Regions from separate parts of the Homo sapiens genome. Here region 2 is linked to region 1. A link is a loop called in an ENCODE intact Hi-C map of the cell type or tissue named here. Cell type or tissue: adrenal gland. All regions are shown on one strand.

Region 1 (8,000 bases):
AGCTACTCTGGAGGCTGAGGCCAGAGAATCGCTTGAACCTGGGAGGCGGAGGTTGCAGTGAGCCGAGATCATGTCACTGCACTCCAGTCTGGGTGACAGAGTGAGACTCCATCTCAAAAAATAAAAATAAAAAATCAACTAAAATTAATGATGGTGATGGTTGCACAACTGCGAATACACTAAAAAAGCATTGGATTGTATACTAAATGGGTGAATTGTATGTTAAGTGAATTACAGCCACACACCACATAAGGACATTTTGGTTAATGACAGACTGCATATACCATGGTGGTCCCATAAGATTATAATAACATATTTTTACTGTACCTTTTCTGTTTAGAAATGTTTAGCCACACAAACACTTACCATTGTGTTACAATTGCCTACAGTATTCAGTGCAGTAACATGCTTTACAGCTTTGTAGCCTAGGAGCAATAGGCTATACTATATAGCCTAATTGTGTGGTAGGCTATACCAGTAAGCTTGTGCACATACACTTCATAGTGATCACACAGTGATGAAATCACCTAATGATGCATTTCTCAGATGGTCTCCCCATTGTTAAGCAATGCATGACTGTAAATCTCAATAAAGTTGTGTGGGTTTTGTTGTATTTTTGTTTTTTAAAAAGGGAAAAAACAGGCTGGGCGTGGTGGCTCATGCCTGTAATCCTAGCACTTTGGGAGGCTGAGGTGGGTGGATCACAAGGTCAGGAGTTCAAGACCAGCTTGACCAACATGGTGAAACCCCGTCTCTACTAAAAATACAAAAATTAGCCGGGCGTGGTGGCGCATGCCTGTAATTCTAGCTACTCAGGAGGTTGAGGCAGGAGAATCGCTTGAACTCAGGAGGCAGAGGTTGCAGTGAGCCAAGATTATGCCACTGCACTCCAGCCTGGGCGACAAGTGGCATAGGTTGAATTTCAATAAGTTTCAGATCAAAAACCTTGGAACTATTGTTGCTTCTTTTTATCTCCCCTCTCATCTCTGATTATCAGCAGACAAAATAAATCTAAGGCACGTTCCTACTTCTCTGTCCCCACTGCCTGGTCCAAGCTGCCCTCTCTCATCTGCATTACCTTTGCCGGCCCACTGCACCTTCCTCACCCCATCCCCGTGTCCCCAAACCCCCTGCCACTCCAAGCAGTCTCCTCACTTCCCCTTCTGCTACCTACAGTTTGTCTCCACCAAGCAGCCAGAGGGATCCTTTGAGAGCATTCCTGTCAGATCATTTCCCTCTTTTGCTCAGAAGTGTCCAATGGCTCAAAAATAAAATTCACTTACGACTTGCCTCTGCCCACCTTCCTAACCTACTGCCCACTAAGCACACTTGTCCCCTTCCTGTCTCTAAATGCACTCCCACCTCCTTTGCACTCTTTTTTTTTTTTTTTTGAGACTGAGTCTTACTCTGTTGCCCAGGCTGGAGTGCAATGGCGCAATCTCAGCTCACTGCAACCTCCACCTCCTAGGTTCAAATAATTCTCCTGCCTCAGCCTCCTGAGTAGCTGCGATTACAGGCGCATGTCACCATGCCTGGCTAATTGTTGTATTTTTAGTAGAGACAGGATTTCACCATGTTGGCCAGGCTGGTCTCGAACTCCTGACCTCAGGTGATCTGCCTGCCTCAGCCTCTCAAAGTGCTGGGATTTCAGGTGTGAACCACCATGCCCAGCCACACTCTGACTCTTATTTCCTAGAATATTCTGCCTCCAGGTACCAGACACACAGCTTGCTCCCTAATTTCACTCAGGGCTCTGCTCAAATGTACATCTCATCACTCCAGAGATGCTTTCCCTGCCCTCCCAATCCAGCTCAGCCACACCCCAGCTCTTTACTTTCTGACCTGCCTGGTTTTACTTCAGAGCACTCTGACCACCATTAGACACAGCCTGTTTGTCCTTTGACAACCATCTGCCTCCACTATTAGGATGTGACATTCCCTAGGACAGGAGCTGCCTTCTGTATCCCTAGGATCTAGAAGAATGCCCAGTACTTAGTAGATGCTCAAAGAATGAATAAATGAATCTGATGCCAAAGTCCTGGCTCCTCACTGTCCCTGGAATAATCTAGCAGAGGGTGATCACTGCATTAACAAAGCCCCTTATGGAAATCTGTGACGCCTCCTTTGTGCTGTATCTGTGCCACTGCTCACCTTAAATTTACTTATTTGTGAATGGCCAGAATTTCCTCCAGACTGAGAGTTCTGGAAGGGCAGGGTTCATGGCTGCTGTAGCCCATGACATAGAGTCTTGAACAGCATAGGTTATTTAATCTTTTGTTGACTGAACAGAAAAACAAATCCCCAAACCAATGGCAGAAGTTTAATTTCTCTGCTGCCAAATGCAGAATAGGGGCCACCTTCCAGCCCACTGCCCTGAAAAAAGACTAGGCCCCATTCCTAGGGAACTAAGACCTTGGAGTCAAGCTCAAGTGCTCCTTAGAATTCCTTGGGTAGTGAGCTGTGCCAGGGAAAGCTCCTGGCAGAATGCAATTTGCCAACTAAGCCCAGAAAGCTGTGTGAACAGCAGGCAAACTTAAAGCAGGCACTTAGTGAAATTGCTTTCTGTTATCTCAAAAAGAAATAATAGCATGCCAGGCTGGCTTAAGGGGAAAATACTCGAGTGTAAATAGGCTGCGCTTCACTCCCCTGGTCTCCAAAACACACAAAAGCCTCCAAGGGCTCTCCCTCTAACTTGAGCCATGGAGTCGAGACCCTCCCAGCCCCGTTCTCCATCCCCATTCCATCACTCCAGGCCCATCAGATTCCGCAGTCACCAGGAACTCTCCTTGCATTTATTCATGTTGTCCCCTTTGTCTGGCATGCTTGTCCTTCCTTCCTCTGTCACCCAGGCTGGAGTGCAGTGATGCAATCGTAACTCACTGCACCCTTGACCTCCTAGGCTCAAGTGAGCCTCCAACCTCAACCTTCTGAGTAGCTGGGACTACAGGTTCATGTCACTATGCCTGACGAATTAAAGAATTTTTTTTGTGGCTGGACGCGGTGGCTCACACCTGTAATTTGGGAGGCTGAGGCAGGCAGATCATGAGGTCAGGAGATCGAGACCATCCTGGTTAACACGGGTGAAACCCCATCTCTACTAAAAATATAAAAAATTAGCTGGGCATGGTGGCACCAGCCTATAGTCCCAGCTACTCGGGAGGCTGAGGCAGGACAATTGCTTGAACCTGGGAGGCGGAGATGGGGAAAACCACAACGAAGGGCTGGGGAAGGCTTCTCTGAGGAGGTGACATTCAACTGGTTCCTGATGGATGAGAAGGAGTTAGCCGAGCAAAGAATGAGGAGAAAATGTTTCAGGCAGAAGGCATATGGCATGTGTGAAGGTGTGAAGGTGCCAGGCAGGAAAGCACATGGCATAACCCAGGAACCAAATGGAGGCCTGTGTAGCTCCGGCCTCAGAGGACTAGGAGGGCTGTGTGAGGAGAGGAGCCAGGCCTCCTATGCAGCAAGTGCTCTGAATTGCCATCCTTGTGTTTCTGTCTCCCCTCTCCTCAGAAGGGCCATGGTACATCTACTCCCCTCCCTATCTCCAGTGCAGGGCAAGGCCTGGTGCATAGAGGGCACTCAACAAGTGCCTGTGGGCTACACCGTCCCCAGAGATGCGGTGAGCCATCGCTCCCTCTGCCCATTCCTCCAGCCCAACAGCAAGTCCCCAGTTGGCACGCCTAACTGAAGCACCCAGGGACCGGTTAACCACAAGACTAGTGAAAGAAATGGAGGTTGAAACAGGAGCAGCTGCAAGAGCTAGTTACGTCCTTGACAAATGCCACCAACGACCCAGTTGGCAGATGTGACCACCACATGGTCCTTGGAGACCAGAATCTCAGGGTAAGCTTCAATCAGATGGTAACTCTAATATAAGAGGGCCTGCCAAAATCACAGCCCCCAAGACTTAAATTATCAGTCTGAAGTTCAAAATACAGTTTCCAAAATTCAGTAGTTTGTTGATTAAAATTTTAAAAATCCAAAAGATAAAAACAAAGCTGAGTTGGTAGGAATTTCCAAGTTGCCAGGTGCCCCGTCTGTCCTGTATTTCCCCTGATGAATTAGCCTCTGGCCCAACCAAGAATTCTGTCATTTTCTTTTCTTTTTTTTTTTTTAAGATGGATGGATGGAGTTTCACTCTTGTTGCCCAGGCTGGAGTGCAATGGAGCGATCTCGGCTCACCACAACCTCTGCCTCCTGAGTTCAAGCGATTCTCCTCCCTCAGCCTCCTGAGTAGCTGGGATTACAGGGATGTTCCACCACGCCTGGCTAATTTTGTATTTTCAGTAGAGACGGGGATTCTCCATGTTGGTCAGGCTGGTCTCAAACTCCTGACCTCAGGTGATCTGCCCACCTCAGCCTCCCAAAGTGCTGGGATTACAGGCGTGAGCCACCGTGCCCAGCAAATTCTGTCATTTTCAAGAACACACTCACAGTTCTTCAAATCCTACTTTGAATTCTTGCTTTCTGGGTAATGGATTCTGAACTATTCTAAACTAGTAATTACTGAGGCTAAGCCAAGCTGTTTCTTAACTCTTTTTGGAAGGGTGGGGAGTAAACAGACATTACACATAGTTTGAAAGCGTCTTATGAAGAAACACAATTATGAAACGTTTGCCCGAGTCGCACAGGCCACTGTCCCCTTTGTGCTCTTTACATTTTTTGTTGCTATCTTTAAAGTCCTAGACTGTAATCTTTTCTACAGTTCTCCATGCTACCCTCTAGTGAGGGTAAAAAGGGACTGCAGATACCTTCTTGTGAAATTTGAGTTTGTTCTGCAAAACCCTCGCAAACACTGTTCCCCCATCCCTTCACAAATGCCCTTCCCTCCTCCTTGCCCAGCTAACTCCTGTCCTCTAGATCTCACTGTAACTGTCATTTCTTCAAAGAGCCCTTTCCTACTTTACCCACCCCATCTAAATTAGGTCTCCACTCTCCTTTTATAATATTCTATTATATTGGCCACACAGGGTGGCTCACACATATAATTCCAGCACTTTGGGAAGCTGAGGCAGGAGCATCACTTGAGCCCATAAGTTCAAGACCATCCTGGGCAAAATGACAAAATCCTATCTCTATAAAAAATTTTAAAAAATTAGTCAGCCATGGTGGTTCGCACCTTGGTCCGTTACTTGGGGGACTGAGGCAGGAGGATCGTTTGAGCCCAGGAGGTCGAGGCTACAGTGAGCTATGATCACGCCACTCACTGTACTTCAGCCTGGGTGACAGAGCGAGAGCTCGTCTCAAAACAAAAATAAAAACAAAAACCTATTATAACTTCATGACATTTGACACAATTCATAATCATATATTTGTGTGCATTTGGTTAATTTAACATTTACCCATCCTCCATCCCCATTAAAGTGCAAGTTCCATGTAGGCAGGTTCCTGGTGTTACGTCTATATATCTAGTGCCTAGAACAGCTTGACACATAGTAGGTACTCAATACACATTACTAAACAGTTAACAGCTTTTCTTTAGGATTTTCTAAAGATGGTATGTCCAATACTGACTTCTAGTTTCTCGGGACACAAAGTGTTCATGGTGTCTTCTAAACACAGTGCCTTATCACAGCAATAACCACATTTTTTTCACGTTTGCTCTATCCCATACTGTACTTGCTGCTTTAAATGTATCGCTGATCCTCAAAATGGCCCTTCAAAGTGGGGATAATCACTCCACTTTACAGACAAAGGCCCCAAAGTTCAGAGAGGTCAATTAAATTCCTCCTAGTCATATGGCTAGTAAGTGGTGGCAATACTAGAATTCAAACCCAGCTTGGAATCCAGGGTCTGTGCTCCTTCCACCCAGTCCCACTTCTCAACTAAGGGGCACAACCCCCCAGGGTCACTCCAGCAGGCCTACGAGCATGGAAATCCAAAAGACAATGTGTGGCCCATTTTTTGTATCTTCTTTTCCTGATGGTAAACAACATAAAATACTTTAGTGTTAAAAAAGGCACAGATCAGCCTGGGCAACATAGAGAGACCCCATTTCTACAAAAAATAAAAAATTAGCCAGGTATAGTGGTGCACACCTGTAGTCTTGGCTGAGGTGGGAAGATCACTAGCCTGTGAGGCTGAGGCTGCAGAGAACCGTGATCACGCCACTGCATTCCAGCCTGGGCAACAGAATGATGCCCTGTCTCAAAAAAAAAAAAAGGCACATATATTTTAAAGTATGATGTATAATAGTAAATTTAAAAGAATTTTTAAAACAAAACACAAAAGTTAAAAGAAATTTCATGCCGTTGCCCAGGCCAGTCTCAGGAACCTCCACGGAAAAACATGAAAAACACTTATTTGTCACTCTATCATTCTTCATTTTGTGTCCTTTTCCTTGTTGCTACATTATTTATTTATTTTTATTTACTTATTTATTTTTGAGGCGGAGTCTCGCTCCGTTGCCCAGGCTGAAGTGCAGTTGTGCAATCTTGGCCTACTGCAATCTCGGCCTCAAGCGATTCTCCTGCCTCAGTCTCCCGAGTAGCTGGGATGACAGGTGCGCACCACCACGCCCGACTCAATTTTGTATTTTTAGTACAGACAGGGTTTCACCATGTTGGCCAGGCTCGTCTCCAACTCCTGACCTGAAGTGATCCACCCGGCTCAGCCTCCCAAAGTGCTGGGATTACAGGCATGAGCCACTGCACCCTGCCCCTTGTTGCTATATTAAATAATGCCAGCATCCCAACTCAATCTTCATTTTCCCACTCCCACCCAGTTAAAATGTTTATTGAAAATGGCAGTGTGTCAGCCACAGGCATGTCATTTTCAAAAGCCTTAGTCATTTATGAGGACACCTTTTTGTAGGTACAATAAATCTGATTGATTTTTATTACACATCTTAGTTTAGAATCACTTTTACATTCCTAGACAAAGAGATGATACAAATAAATATCAATTGTAAAACTTAGAGCCCCAAGTATTGATTGGCGTATTCTTTGTCTAAAGGTAGCCAAAGAGAAGGTCAAGATCAGTAATAACTTCAAGGAGCCATGAAGCCCACTGCCTCCTGCCTGCCCCAGGATCACTCCTTTCATAAATAACCCCAGAAGCATTTCATTCAGGAAACAAGGGCAGGCAGAAAGGTGACAGATTTCTGAACAGTACAAAACAAAGCCTTGCGTGATAGACAATCACCAGGCCCACTATTCTTAGCCAGTTCCCTCAGAGCATTTTTAGTATGGCTTTTAGAGTATATTAACAGCCCCATTTTCGTCCACTGATGGGGTTCAGATGGTCTGAGGTGTTGTCTCCAGTACGCCTCAACCTCAAGTGGGAAATGTGAGGCAGAACTGATATCCATGTTAACAGGGAATCGACACTTCTCAGAAACTTGGCAACGATTCTACATTCAGTGAGGGAGGACTTGTCAGAGTCAGACAGGAAAAGCAGAGAGCGGCCCACGCCCCAGTTGCAGCACTCTGGCGCCCTTGGTCATGGAGGTGTGGGTGGAGCAATTCAAGCAGCATGCAGGCATTGGACGGGAAATAATCCAGCGTTAGGTCAGTCTTAAGAAAGTGCTTCATGCCTATGATTTGTGGCCTTGGGTTCTGAATCCAGGGGTCTGAGAGACATGTGACTTGAAAATATGAAGCCAGATACATTCTCCAGATCAGAGTAAAAGGGGGTCTATTGGGGGTTGCATACACAGTCTCAAACTCCTTCTCCTGATGGTCATCTTAGATCCTGTTAGACTTGCTTTCTGGCTTTGCTAGCTGCTGCCGGCATGAAGGCCCTCAGACGGCTCAGAACATTCTAGGTATGACTAGAGACATGAAAACCTAGTCCCTCAGTGGGCTTGGTAGGTCCTCTACATATTTGGCTCAATGCAGAACCCAAAACAGCAGCTTTCTGGTGACAGCACGACATTCTACAATCTGCTCTATTCAAATATTTATCGGATCCATTTTGAGAGAAGAAAAGCACCAGAGACTGCTTGGAAAGGGACAGCTTCATTTCCAAATGAGTCTTCTTTTCTTTCCACAGACCAC
Region 2 (8,000 bases), 120 kb before region 1:
CGAGCAGGAGTCGCCGAGAGTAGGGGAGACACCATGGCTCAGGGGCCAGAAAGCTGGTGACACCCCTTCAGAGCCCCGTCTCCTCTGGAGCCCTCAGGTTTGATTTGTCGCTGCTGGAGCATGAGCTCCGAGGGTGGCAGTTGCCCCCATCCCCACAGTGGCCCTCTCACTGGGCCCACCTCAGACTGTCACAGGCTGGGCTCCGGGATCCCCAGAAGCCCCCGTTGCAGTCTGGGAGCCTCGTGCGTCGGCAGTGGGTGAGTTATGATGTGAGAAAATGTGGGGTGCAGGGAATTGGGGTTTCCTTTTGAGCTCCTGCCCCATCTCGGGCACCATCCTCACCTTAGAACCGTGTTTTACGGCTGTGGGACCCACTCTGAAAGGAAACGGAGGCTCCAGAAGGTGGAGTAGCCTCTTCCAGCCACTCCGCGGCTCAAACCTGTGGCCTCCCCAGTCGGCAAAACATGGGCCTCAGGTTGCAGGCAGCCCCCAGAGCATGTGGCGCGGGGGCAGCTGTGTGGGGTGGGGGCTGGCATGCCGGGGCTGCCTGAGCGGAGCTGGGGGTAGGCGAGACCTTGGTGTCACTGGGGAAGGCAGGCTTTCGCGATCCATGTTGTCCCTCTGAGTAGGCTCTGTGTGTGCGGCATGAGAAAATGAGATAATGGCAGATAGAGCCTATAAACTAGGGCAAAGGGGCTGTTTTTGGTCTGGGTTCTGTGTGTGTGGTAAAATGTGTGACATAAAATTTGCCATTTTTAAGTGTACACTCCAGAAGCACTGTTATTTCCACAGCTTGTTCATCCCCCAACAGAAACTCTGCACCCTTTAAGTACTAACTGCCCATTCCCAGCCCGTGGAGCCTCACTGTACCTTCTGTCTCTGTGAATTTGCCTGTTCCAGATGCTGCGTAGAAGTGGAATCACTGAGTATCCTTGTCCGTCTGGCCTGTTTCCCACAGCCTCGTGTTTTTATCATCCACATTGCAGCGCTTATCCAAACTTCATTCATTTTCATGGCTGGATACTATTCCATCGTATGAATAGACCACATTTGTGTACCCATTTACTTGTCGAAGTTTTTAAAAATATAAATAATGGGTTGGGCGCAGTGGCTCACGTCTGTCATCCCAGCACTTTGAGAGGCCAAAGTGGGAGGATGGTTTGAGCCTTGGGAGTTTGAGACCAGCCTGGGCAATATAGCGAGACCTGTTCTCTACAAAAAAAGAAAACTTTAAAAATTAGCCGAGGCTGGGCACGGTGGCCCATGCCTGTAATCCCAGCACTTTGGGAGGCTGAGGCGGGCGGATCGCCTGAGGTCATGAATTCGAGACCAGCCTGGCCAACATAGTGAAACCGTGTCTCCACTAAAAATACACAAAATTAGCTGAATATGGTGGCGGGCGCCTGTAATCCCAGCAACTTGGGAGGCTGAGGCAGGAGAATCGCTTGAACCTGGGAGGTGGAGGTTGCAGTAAGCCAAGATCGCCCCATTGCACTCCAGCCTGGGCAGGAAGAGTGAAACTCCATCTCAAAAAAAAAAAAAAAAAAAATTAGCCAAGCGTCGTGGTGTGCGCTGCTGGGGAGATCGCTTCAGCCCAGGAGGCAGCAGTTGCAGTGAGCCCTAATGGCACCGCTGTACTCTAGCCTGGGCAACAGAGCAAGACCCTAAAAAAAAAAAAAAAAAGTAAACCATGTAACTGAGTCGCCAATATTTTAAAATCTGTTTACATAATGGTGCAGATTTCCAGTTTCTTCTAACAGCTTGGAACACTTGGCCATACGAGGTCCTAGCACCTGGTGCCTTACGGGTCTTACCCGCCCAACCACTTCCCTGGCCAGACCAGGGTGGCATCTGAGTGCAGTTAGGGGAGGTTCTGCCCCGGCACTAGTGCCTGTCGATCCCCAGCCAGGCAGCCGGGGGCACAGCCCCGAGGCAAAGGTCTTGGTAGCTGGAGAGTCTGGGCCCCCGTGCCGGGCATCTGACCTGGTAGAGGCTCCAGGAGCACCCTGAGCAGCGTGTCTCTGGAGCTCACAGTGGCGGAGGGCAAGTCCATCTTCTCGGGAAAACCTGATTGGGAGGTGGGTGGTGGGATGATGGGATGTCACTTCTGGGCCTATGTAGGGTGTGGCACTGCAGCCAGCCTTGGGCCTGGTGCCTGTGATGAAGGCAGTGACCACTTGCTCACTGTGTGCCAGGCACGATGCCCACTGAGGAGCAGCCCCTCATTCCAGAGGAGGAATCTAAGGCCCTCCAAGGTCAAGCAAGTGGCCTGTGAGGGTGGTGTCGGTATGTGAAGTCGCACCTGCAAGGTGGGTGAAGGATGGGCCCCCTGCAGCTCATGGGAGCGTGGGTAACCAGCCAGTATGGGTGTCATCCCTGTCCCCCGTGGAGGCTCCTGGACCTCAGGTGCAGGGGCTTCTCTGGTGACAGGGTCTGTCCTGGTGGGGCAGATGGCCCTCACGATGACCCTGGGCCAGGGGAAGGGAGCATGAGGATCCCTGGCAGGGCCGGGCAGCAAGCTGGGGTTGGAGGCGTGAGTGCCTCCTTCCTAGGGACAGTGGAGAAAAGTGCCAGCCTGAAGTGGCAGTGTGGAACCAGACCTTGAAGGCTGGCTGCCATCTGCTCAGCTGGAGGTGTCATGGCAGGCAGATTGCAGAGCTCCAGCACAGGATAGTGAGGCTGGGCTGGGGGACTGCAGAGGTCACAGGACTGAGAGTGCCAGTGGCTGTGGGCCGGACTCTTACTCAGCTACAGGAAAGCATGGGACAGGGGAGTGAGGATTAGGCCTGGCTCTCACAGGTGGGATGTGGGTGGCCTGGGCGCTGGAGAGCAGCCAGTGGGAGCTGCATGAGGAGCTGGTCTGGTTCCCGGGTGGAGGAAAGTGGGCACCCCCATTCTCACAATTCACCTTCCCTGTTACCCACGAGGCTGAGTAAGGCACATCTGTCCCCCAGGAGGTCTGGCACCTTGGTTGCAGTCATTACTTTGTTTCCAGGCCAGCACTCAGTAGGTGCTCAGTAAAAATGCTGGGGAATGTGTTGGCTCCAGACTGGGCGCGAGTAGGCTGTGGGGTCCCGGGGACAGCCAGCGCGGGCCGGGACTCCGAGGATGCAGCCAGTGAGGGGCAGCTATGGGCGGGCTTTGAGCAGAGCCCGGAGCTGCCCTGCGGGAGGATGGAGGGAGTGGTGGAGCTAGGCTGCCCGAAGGAGGACAGGACGCCTGGCCCAGGGGACCTGCTGCAGCCGAGGGGGAGGGGTGCACTGCGCCGCCGTGGCCTCCCATCCCCCTCTGCCCGGCCTGGCTGCATGATGGGCAGCCTGGACCCGCCCCCGGGCAGCCGGGAGGCCAGCAATTGGTTGGGGCGCTAGAGCCGCTCGGTCGCCATGGGGACGCTCTGGAGGTGCGCGTGCCCAGTGCCCAGCACCGGGGACTAAATCTTCATAATCTGCCGGCTGGGAGGGTGGGGGTGGGGTCCGGCGTGACCCTGGCCTGGGGGAAGGGGCGGCAGGGCCCGCTGTGACCACCCCTCCCCCACCCACTCTGGGTGCAGGTGTGGAGCCGCCAGGGTCACCCGTACCTCCCCGGGACCCTCGCGGGTGCTCACCTGACAGTGACCCCGGGAGTTCCCGTGCAGCTTCAGCCTCTGCCGTCTCAGCTGAGCAAGCAGGAGGCCGGGGCTGGGGCTGGGGCTGGGTGGGCAGAGAGGCCTGGAATGTATCTGGAACTGTCTGGTCCCCTGGTTAAAGTTTCCTCCCCCGCGCCCGCAGGCTGGCGGTGCCGCGCTCTTTGCGGCAGGGGGCGCCCTCGCAGTGCTTTGCCGGGGCTGCCCACCCTGAGACGCCGGGCAGGCCCACTCGGGGGCCGCGTGCAGACCCCAGACCTTGCAGCCCCGGCTTTGCACGTCCCAGGCCGTGGGGCCTGCACGGAGCGCAGATTCGGGGGCCACCGTGCCTGTGCCTAGGCTGCCAGGGCTGGGCTTGCTTACAGGAGGGAGTGAATGGCTGGAGGTCACAGTAGAGCCATCCTTCCTGCTTCCGGCAGAGGAAGGAGACATTTGAGGGCCCACCGTGGGCAGGGGCTCTGAGAGCTCGAAGCTGCAAGGCAGTGCCCGGCAGCAGGAGCAGGGTGGGTGGGAGGTGCGGTCCTGGGAGCTGGGGAGAAGGGAGAGCCTGGCCGGGCTTCGAGGGCCTCCAGGGCCCTCTGACAGGCCACTCACTCCCAAACCCTTGGAGCTCGGTCTCCCTTAAGCCTGGACATAACGCTTGCGAGTTTGGGGTGCAGGAAGACCCTCCATGCCCTGCACAGCCCTGCCTGGCCACACCCCTCCTGATGGCCCCTCTGTTCTGGCAGAGGGGACCCTGTGGCTGCCTCAGCTGAGGCTGTGGGCTGGGGCAAATTGCCTCTGAGGTGGGGTAGCAGCACTCACCCCAACCCAGGGACACTCATGAGGAGGACACAGGGTGGGATACTCCGAGGTGGCTGCAGTGGCCACAGTGCCTTGGGTGGGGCCTCACACCCAGGCCTCTCATTCCAGATGACTCCTCCTCTGAGAGTGGCAGCGGCAATGGCTCCTCCACCCTGAACCCATCCACGTCGAGCAGCACGCAGGGCGACCCTGCCTTCCCCGAGATGAATGGCAACGGCGCCGTGGCCCCCATGGACTTCACCACGGCCGCCGAGGATCAGCCCATCAACCTGTGTGACAAGCTCCCGCCGGCCACGGCACTTGGCACAGCCTCCTACCCCTCGGATGGCTGCGGTGCCGACGGGCTGCGGAGCCGCGTCAAATACGGGGTGAAGACCACCCCCGAGGTGTGTGGGGCTGGGGGCTGAGTCCATTTCTTTCTGTAAAGGGCTGTCGCGAGGCGAGAATGAAATTGTATACGCCCAGAGCTTAGCTGGAGCCAGCCCATGTGTGTGACACCGAGCCAGGGTGGTGGCTGTGGCTGGTATGTGTTCGGTTCCTGGTGAAGCTCTGGAATGGGAGATGGCTTGGAGTGTGCCCCCAAGCCAGGCCCCCTTCTCCGAGCCTGTGAAGTGGAGCTGACGGCCCCTGCCTTGGTAGAGGTGGTAGGTGGATATGCATCCCCACAACCCATCCCCCTCCCCCAGAACAGCATCTGCTGGGGATAACAGCAAGTGGCCACTTTCGGCACAGCCAGGTACGAGGCCTCCCACTGCCTGGTTTGTCTGCGTGCCTGTCCCCATTTTATAGGTCGTGCGAAAAAAGGGCGAGGGCCCAGGGATGTGGGCAGTGGAACTCCTCCTTTGACTAGGCTGATGGACGGTGGTAAGGGTGGGCACAGTACGTACCCCTACCAGTGGGCATCCCCCCTGCTTCCTGGGGCCTCCCCCACACTTCCACAAGCTGCCTCCGGGCCACTAAGGTTTCCTGTAGTAGTGCCTCTTCTCCAACCTGGGCCCGGGGGCCAGAGGTGCCTTCCTGGAGCTTACACCTCTGGACAGGCTCTTCTCCCTCTCTGGGCCTGTTTTCTCTTCTGCAGAGAGAGTGGAGTAGGTGCTACTGCCTGCCTCATTTGGAATGTCTCGTGGGGACATTCTGTACCATGGGCTCAGTGCTGAGTTGTTGCTATGTGTCTAGCACAGGTGGCTGGGAGCAGGTTCTGGCCAGAGCAGGCTTTGCCTGGGTCCAAGGGACAGGCATAGCTGCTGTTCCATGAAGGGGGTGAGTTGTGTTCAGCAGCCATTGCCACTGTGGCCACAGGGTACATGGGGGGCCCAGGGAAGTGAGATGAGAGCAGGAACGCCACCAGCAGCTCCTATCTTAGTTTTTTCTCCATCTGTCTGCCCTGGCCCTGGCTCAGGGTTTGGCTGAGGAGTGGCGTGGGAATGTGGCTTGCCTGGGGCCACACGGCCAGTTATGGTAGCCAGCGGGGGCCCTCGGCATCCTGCCCCTATCCAAGTCTGTATGTGGACGAAGAGACAGGCACCAGGCCAGTGACCCTAGGGCACCAACCCCTGCGGGCCTGGTCCCAGGGAGAGAGGCCTGGCGGGGGCCGTGCTGTGGGACCAGGTGCCAGGCAATGCCCTTCTTCCTGGATTTGCTCCTCAGTGAGTGCTGTTCCCTTCCGGGCTGTGCCATGGCCATGCTGCCACATCACAGGGTCTGACCATACCGCCACCTGTTCCCTGAGCCTGCCTTACCTGCTAGATGCCAACCTCCTTGAGGGCAGGGACAGTGTCCCCAGGCTACTGTCAGTCACGATCTGAACGAGTACTTAGGACACATCGAAGGCACAAACTTTCCGAAAGGCAACAGTGGTCCTCAGCCGTCCCAGAGCGGTGCCCCGAGGCAGGGGCAGGAGACAGGTGGTGTGGGAGCTGAGCCATGAAGGATGAGAAGATGGAGGGGCATGGGGGAAAAGAGGGAGCTGCTCCTAAGGAGAGATGGTTGAGGGGCTTGGCCAGGGAGAAACTCGTGGTGGGAGCAGAGGGCTGGAGCCCTTCTCTACTGGAGGACAGGAGACTGCTGGGGGAGGCCGGATCCGGTTCCCTCTCCCTTTCTACCCGCATATTCTCAAGGGGCCACTGTGCTGTCCTGGGTGGGGGGCAGACAGGAGAAGTCCAGCTCAGGAGCTGCGGGAACGCATCCTGCTGAACGGACCTGTCGCCCTGGCTGGCTACCTCGCCCAGCGCATCTGTTCCTCCTCCCGACAGACAGCATGCTCGTTGCTTTGGTGACAGCTCGGTTGTCAACTTGGGGTTGCAGCCCCTTGGGGATCAGGGAGGAAAACCCCGAAGCCAAAATATATCTTGGCACGAGAGGAGGCTGGCGGGTGGTGGGAGTCCTTTCCATGTCTGCCTTTCCCCTGTACACGTGGCAGGTCCTGGTGTTGGCCTCTGCTGAGGAAACAGCTGACACCCTCCTAAGCGCTCAGCAGCCCCGGGAACCAGGTCTCTGCATACACTATTGCAGTCGGTCCTCCCTGCGGCAGCCCAGGGAGGGAGGTGGTAGCATTGCTGTCCCCATTGCACAGATGAAGGGAGCAGAAGAGGGGAGTGACTTGCTCAGGGCCTCGCAGCTATGGCTCTCGTGGCAGCAGGGCATGCGTGCCACCCTGGTCCCCAAGCTCACCGCCTGTAGGAGACCCAGCAAGGGCTTGAGCAGCTGCTTGGCCCAACCCTCTGCCTCTTGCCCTCCTTTTAGTCCCCCCCCTACAGCTCTGGGAGCTACGATTCCATCAAGACCGAGGTCAGCGGCTGCCCTGAGGACCTGACAGTGGGCCGGGCCCCGACGGCAGATGATGACGACGATGACCACGATGACCATGAGGACAATGACAAGATGAACGACTCTGAAGGCATGGACCCTGAGCGTCTTAAGGCCTTCAACGTGAGCACCGGCCGGAAACAGGTGGGGTGGGATGGGGGCAAGGCCAGGGCCAGCCCTTCCCATGGCCCGTGTCTCCACAGATGTTTGTGCGTCTCTTTGTGGACGAGAACCTGGACCGCATGGTGCCCATCTCCAAGCAGCCCAAGGAGAAGATCCAGGCCATCATCGAGTCCTGCAGCCGGCAGTTCCCTGAGTTCCAGGAGCGGGCCCGCAAGCGCATCCGCACGTACCTCAAGTCCTGCCGTCGCATGAAGAAGAACGGCATGGAGATGGTGAGTCCCCCCTGCCTGGCCCACACTTTCCCTCGGTGCCACTACTGACCTCCTGCCACACTCCCAGGATGCCCGGGCCCCTTCACCCAGGGTCTTCCCAGGAGCCCTGGAAGCAAGTACCATAATCCCTGGTTTGCAAATGAGGGAACTAAGGCCCAGAAAGATCACACAGCTCCATAGACTGAGGCGCTGGAGCCCAAACCCCACCCTGTGCCACCCACCCCTGGGGCAGGGTCTCTGCACAAGCCCAGGGCCCCCACGGGCCCCATGCTAGCTCCATCCCCGTTCTGCCTGCAGACCAGACCCACGCCACCCCATCTGACCTCGGCCATGGCAGAAAACATCCTGGCAGCTGCCTGTGAGAGCGAGACAAG

The links. Peaks named below come from ENCODE experiments on the same cell type or tissue, not always from the same donor. Only the 100,000 strongest peaks of a DNase experiment are listed, where the experiment ranks them.
Region 2: it touches region 1 in a loop (2.1-fold over the local background); 19 of 110 quality-filtered maps call a loop at or near these places.

The regions. Positions count from the first base shown.
Region 1 is chr20:32,333,819-32,341,818 of GRCh38, reverse strand. It overlaps KIF3B (kinesin family member 3B), which reads right to left. Exons shown (of 9, transcript NM_004798.4): 9 at 6,808-8,000. Among named protein-coding and RNA genes, the nearest start is that of ASXL1, 21 kb to the left of the region's middle. RefSeq lists an enhancer at 7,483-7,542. In adrenal gland, a CTCF peak has its summit at 4,723 (motif pointing left); no DNase peak of the experiment used is centred here; H3K27ac peaks cover 1,021 bases.
Region 2 is chr20:32,452,930-32,460,929 of GRCh38, reverse strand. It overlaps NOL4L (nucleolar protein 4 like), which reads left to right. Exons shown (of 11, transcript NM_001256798.2): 6 at 4,535-4,812; 7 at 7,169-7,354; 8 at 7,435-7,626; 9 at 7,924-8,000. Among named protein-coding and RNA genes, the nearest start is that of ASXL1, 99 kb to the right of the region's middle. RefSeq lists enhancers at 1,597-2,512, 2,513-3,428, 3,429-4,344 and silencers at 3,126-3,275, 3,706-3,755, 3,766-4,035. In adrenal gland, a CTCF peak has its summit at 3,795 (motif pointing right); DNase peaks (open chromatin) are centred at 3,109, 3,689, 6,213, 6,848 and 2 weaker places; H3K4me3 peaks cover 1,206 bases; H3K27ac peaks cover 2,134 bases.